Regions from separate parts of the Homo sapiens genome. Here region 1 is linked to region 2. The links are chromatin contacts, found by Hi-C or POLR2A ChIA-PET in ENCODE. All regions are on one chromosome and are shown on one strand. The core of a region is the stretch at or near the end of the contact, and the rest is flanking DNA. Distances in the headings are between cores, read along the strand shown. Region 1 overlaps PRDM16 (PR/SET domain 16). Region 2 overlaps PRDM16 (PR/SET domain 16).

Region 1 (2,700 bases), core at 35-2,534, 39 kb before region 2:
TACTGTTTTCCTCACCCAAATCTCTTGAAGGGCCCAGGCTGGCTGATGTCAGGAGAGCCCAGGCTACCCCTATTTCAGAGGTAAAGCCCAGGCTAGCCCGATGTCAGAGCAGAGCCCAGGCTAGCTCCATGCTGGGGCCTGAGCCTGGGTACTGTCCAACGTTGCGATGTTTGGTAGCACCGGGGCAGTCTGCCCTCCACATTTCTGTACAGCCAGGGTGCAACATGGTCAGACTGGGGTGCAGCTGGGACTCGGTCAGAAACCATCTGCCCATGAAGAGTCCTCTTCCAGAATTGATTGACTGTTTCTCCAGACTTTGGGGGCCCTGGAATCAAGTGGGGAATGAGAGCCCAAATGCCACAGGTTGTGTGCTCTCTGCCTCTGGGCGCCCTGGGACCCCCGGCATCTCCACTGTGTGTCTGGTCGTGAAGGCTGAGGTCGCAGTGCCTGTGGGCCCCTTAGATTGTGGGGTTCACATGAGTTCTCGGAGGCTGCATGCTGTGGTCGTGGTGAGAAGGAGGGGCAGACCCTAGGAAAGGGGTGAAAGCCGGGCAGGGAGGGACCCCTGCAGCGGAGAGTGGACAGCATGAGGCTAGCCTGCAGGAGCTCAGGGCAAACGCCCACTCCCACCTGGCTGTGGCTGAGCAATGCCCAATGTAGCCCAGCTCCGAAGCGCAGGGAAGGAGGGGGAACGTGCGGGGGTCTGTGGGGCCAGGCCTGTGCACCCCATCCCACTCGGGCGGAGAGCAGGCGAGACAAGGAAGGAGTTCCTGACAAATTTCCCTGAGCCCCGAGAATTTTTTAGAAGTTGCCATGAGTGTGTGGGCTTCTGCGATTCTGTGGTCAGGCTGCTGTGTTTCAGGAAGTGCCGAGCAGAAGTGGTGGCACCAGCCAGCAACGTGGTCTGGGGAAAGTGGTGGCTGCAGCCAGTGTGGTCTGTGGCTGCTGGTGACCCAGAAACAAACACCTGAGTGTGCAGGGCAAGAGGCGGGCGGGGCACGCAGGGCAGAGCTGGGGAGGAAAAGGGGAACTCTCGCCGCCCAGGCCTGGAGCCGCGGAGGAGACAGGTGGCTGGTGGCACGGGGGCGCACAGGCAGCAGGCACCCGCCATCCCCACCCTGCCTCCACAGCTCCCAGGTGGCTCCTAAGCACCCCTTGGGCAGCCACGGAATTGTCAGAGCGGAACGACTTGGAAGTAAATTCGAGTTAAGTGCAGCCACATCACCCTGCAGAGACGTGGGCTCCCAAGGTCAATGCTGGCCCGTGGCCCCAGCCCGTCTCAGGCCTGCTCATGCCGGACTGGCAGCTGTTAGCTTGGCATCAGGATCCGGTCATTCAGAGGGCAGTTTGGGCACAGGAGTGCAGACATGGCTGCCCTTCTAAGCCCCCAGCAGGTTCAGAGCCAGGGCCGGGACGCTATAAAGCTTGGCCGTCACTTCCACTGGGCCCTGGAGAGCTGTGATGAGGAGGTGACTTTCATGCTGATGACCAGGAATATGTTTTGCTTATTGGTGTGAACAGACTCCTTTCACAGAACACGCAGACATTCTGTGAGCACCGGCCCAGCAAGCAGTGTCAGTGGCTGCGCCGTTCCTGCTTAAATGAGCAAGGCCTTCGGGTGCTTCCCGGCCTCCCTGGACTCCCTGCAGCCAGGGAGGTGGGGCCTTGTCCCTGCTGCGGTTGCCGAGGGACTCTGGGTGGGAAGGAGGGGGTCTGCATGAGTGCCAGGTGTGTCTTCCTTCCTGGTCTTTTCCGACGTGGATGGAGCCACACAGCCCGGAACCCCGGTGCTCGTGACCGAGACCTTCTCACAGCTGCATGGGGGAATTGCCCGTGCTGGGCGAGATGAAGCCAGCAGGAGGGGACGGCTCTGTTGCCCTGGCCTACTCCCCGGTTGGGGAGATGATGAGCCAGGCTTGTCCTGACGGGGCACTGGCCCAGGCGAGCAGCCAGGGGTCTCCCAGGGCCCTGCCCACCTGCCTGTGATGAGAAGGCCCCTCTCCAGCTCAGTGCGTGAAAAGCCAGGCTGGAGCTCCACCTCCCCAACCGCCAGTCCAAACCATGCTGGCACTTGGTGACCAGGCCTCAGCCAGCAGCCCTGCAGCTGGGTTGAGGTGGCCCAGGGCTGTCCAGGGAGGTAGCCGAGAAGAGGGCTGCGGAGAAAGTGGAGTAGCAAACAACTCGGTGTGTCTCCAGGGGTGCTGGGTGCCGCTGGGGTGCCAGATGTCATGGGCTCAGACCTACCCTCATGGGTCAGATGGACAGTGGTATCCCCCTCCTGGGGTGGGGGGCACTCCTAAGGCAGAAAACCCATAGGACCTGGAGCACAGCCCTGTGCGGCTGTGTCCCGGGGCAGCCCAAGCACTGCGTGGTGCCTCATGGGGGGCCGGGCTCAGCTGCTGGTCCTCCCTAGTGCCCCCTGGACTCAGCTTCCACATCCACAGGATTGACAGGACGGTCTCCTCCTTCAGATGCCCTAGGGACCCCTGTGCTGCCCTGAGACACAGCCACCCCAAGACGCAGCCTCACAGTGTGTGCCGTGGGCAGCCTCTGGCCTCGGCCAGGAGGGTAGGATTTGAGGGGGGCAGGGGTCAGTGTGGGAGATGACTCTGTGGAGTTGGGGGTGATGTATGGGGGTCCATCTGCCCCTTGGAATGCCCTGGGGGCTGCTTGGGGTGCCCCAGGGGAGCCTCATATCAC
Region 2 (2,700 bases), core at 12-2,511:
CGAGGGGTCTCTCTGACAGATCTGGAGCCCCCATGAGGTCCAGAATGTTCTAGAGCCACCCGGTTCATACTGTTGCCCGAGAAGTCAACACCTCTGCCTCCCAAGAGAGAGTAGACGATTCATTTAAAATAGAAATTATGTTGGAAGTAAAGTGACCCTTATTTGGTTCAGCAGTTTTTGAACACATCTGATTAGGAATTCCCCGGGGACTGGGTGGGGCAGGGTTAGATAAAAAGCCCTCGTCAGGGTGGCTGGGCAGGGCCATCCAGCCGGTCCACTCACCCGGAACCCCAGCCTCGTGCAAACACAGATACTGTGAATCTGTCCCAGACTTACAGAAGATGGACCTGTAATTGACACTGTGCTGTATTTAACTGCCAAGGATGGTAAATGTCTTCAGGAAACACTGCACCACGTTTTGAAGAAGTTCAAACAGCGTCCGTGCAGCAGGTGCGTTCTGCCGTGCCTCTGACTGGGTGGTGGTCACTGCCAGACTGAGTGGTCCACACCAGCCCCGCACCCTCCAGGACAAAGCCCGAAGGACGGTGGTAACCGGCTTCTGGTGGTGGAGTGCAGCTGGTCAGATGCCTGGGAGACTCAGGTTCCAGGGCAGGAGCTGCAGGAAGACCAGGGAGGTCTCTGCCCATGTCTCTTCTGGAGGCTCCTACAGGAAAATCCAGGGGTTGCTTTTCCCACCGCAAACCATGCCAGACTCTCCCAGGGCGAGGGAGGCACCTCGGGGCTGTGGGCCTGGGGGAGGTTCCTGTAAGACTGTGTTCAGAGGGGATCTTCTCAGCAGAGGGCAGAGCCATGGGGCTCGGCCTCCCGAAGCCACAGCCCTGGAACCACCTGGAGATGATACCCAGGCTCTTGTCTGTCCTGCACGATGGGGAGAGGAGGGCAGGGTCTGTCCAGAACTGCTCCCCAATCGGCCGCCCCTGACAGAAATGATGCCCAGCGACCTTCCCTCCTCCTTACCAAGATCCACCTTGGCAGGGGCCGTGCCATTGCTTGCAGTCCCATCTGATTTCTACAGAAAGCCACGTGGAAGTTGTCCACTCCGTTTTGCAGAGGTTAATGGCTCTCTGAAGTGGTTCAGCTGGGGCTGGCAAGGCTGGGCCCGAGCCAGCTCCTCCATCTCCCCTTCATGTGAGGGAGAAAGCCCCATGAAGTGGCCCGTGCTGCCTGCTGGGAGCCAAGGGTATGCAGGCAAGGGGCCTTTCGCCGCGGGAATTTGTGCACAATTTTTGAACATAAGTCAGTTCCTCCCTTCCCCCAGGAGAAATGATCGGCCTCCAGGAAGTTGGACCTCGCCTTGCTCAAAACAAACATAGGGCCATCTGAGAGCAGCCCCAAAGCACACACGTGTGAGAAGGAGGCTAGAGTTTTACTTTCCTCCCCCAAGACTGCAAAGCACTGGGGAAAAAAGGTCAGGCAGCGCGTCCAGTTCAGGGAGCGTGTCCAGTTGTGTCACGAGTGGGAGACCTGGGTTCAGAACCGTCCAGCTGTGTCGGGAGCAGGAGGCCTGGGCTCAGGACCACCTCTGGGCTCCTGCTGGGACCTTGGAGATCAGCACCTCCCGGCGCTGATGTCCAGTGGGAAGGGGAAGCCTCTACACAGAGGCTCCCACAGAGAGGGGATTGTGTGGAGCTGTCCGGAGCGCCATTCAGCTGGGGGACGGAGCTTCCCTGGAACATAGTGCCCCGCTTGATTCTTGAAGAGAGGACGTGGACAGCAGAGGAGACGCAGGCCTGGGGACGGACAGTTGGGCAGCAGGCATGGCACGGGCATGGGCTGGGCGGGGGCCAATGCCCCCAAAGTCAGGAAGATGCCCCCAAAGTTGGGGCCGAGGGGCCACGCTCATGCCCATCACCCCCTCCTGCCCTCCCCTCCCGCACAGCCTCTGGCATCAGAACTCGCACCCTTGTGCACTCCTGGGAAGCCCCGTCCTGCTTAGACCTACTCCGAGGGCGCGTGGAGCCCGCCTCCCCCTGGAAGGGGAAATAGGAAAAAGAACCGTGAAAAGCTCCGGAGTTAACCGTGGCGGCTTGAAGGACCTTGACCTAATTGGTCCAGAAAAGTCAACATCGGCACCTAGAGTGTTCAGAAAGTGAAGATTAAACTTAAAGCGATTAGACAACTTATTTTTCTTTTCCAAGACATTAGCTGGTCAAAAATGACAAAAATGTCCTTAAGCCTAGCTGAGGCAGAGGCGGCAAACAGGCGGCCTTTTGTTTGGCAGAGGGGCCTGACCACCCGAACCCGCGTGGGACACCCGGGAGCCCACCTCCTGAGAGCCCGGCGAGGGGATCGGGCCGGGTATTAGCCGGGGATTAGACGGCCGAGCTGCTGGCCTGGTAGGGGAGCTGCCGGGGAGCTGCCGGCCACCCGCAGGCTGGGCCTGGGAGGCCCTCCTGGTCCGCGTGCTGCTGCCCCCGGGTCAGGGGCTTCTGGAAGGTGCCACCCCCGGGTCAGGGGCTTCTGGAAGGAAGGGCACTTTCCTCGGGAGCTCGCTCTTTATTTTGGGGGGCTGCGGAGCACCCCAGGAAACAGCAAGGCAGCTCCAAGAGTCCAGCCTGGTCCCCACCAGTGAACCCGAGTCAGCCCAGTCGGCCCCAGGCTCCGCCACCACCCCTTGGCTTCGGGCTGGACTGGCCATGGTGGCCCCATGGGCAGGGTAGGGGGCCTCAGGGAGGTCTG

What was found. A loop is a pair of places that touch in the nucleus more often than their neighbours do. ChIA-PET counts read pairs that join two places held with the same protein, here RNA polymerase II (POLR2A). Pooled maps may share reads with other maps.
Region 1: a loop to region 2 is called in a map of posterior vena cava, with 14 times the contacts of the local background. The contact joins two enhancer-like sites. A Hi-C loop is called at or near these places in 5 of 168 maps with a recorded cell type or tissue (Right ventricle myocardium inferior, heart right ventricle, posterior vena cava and 1 more) and 1 of 50 pooled maps. POLR2A ChIA-PET finds 5 or more read pairs at or near these places in 1 of 52 experiments (H1).

What each region holds. Positions count from the first base shown.
Region 1 is chr1:3,093,152-3,095,851 of GRCh38, forward strand. The region is part of intron 1 of PRDM16 (PR/SET domain 16); the gene reads left to right. Among named protein-coding and RNA genes, the nearest start is that of PRDM16, 25 kb to the left of the region's middle. RefSeq lists an enhancer at 2,100-2,700. Within about 2 kb of position 1,285, at least 2 of the 41 ENCODE cell types and tissues checked have a DNase peak (open chromatin) inside an H3K27ac peak, as active enhancers do.
Region 2 is chr1:3,132,595-3,135,294 of GRCh38, forward strand. The region is part of intron 1 of PRDM16 (PR/SET domain 16); the gene reads left to right. Among named protein-coding and RNA genes, the nearest start is that of MIR4251, 6.0 kb to the left of the region's middle. Within about 2 kb of position 1,262, at least 7 of the 41 ENCODE cell types and tissues checked have a DNase peak (open chromatin) inside an H3K27ac peak, as active enhancers do.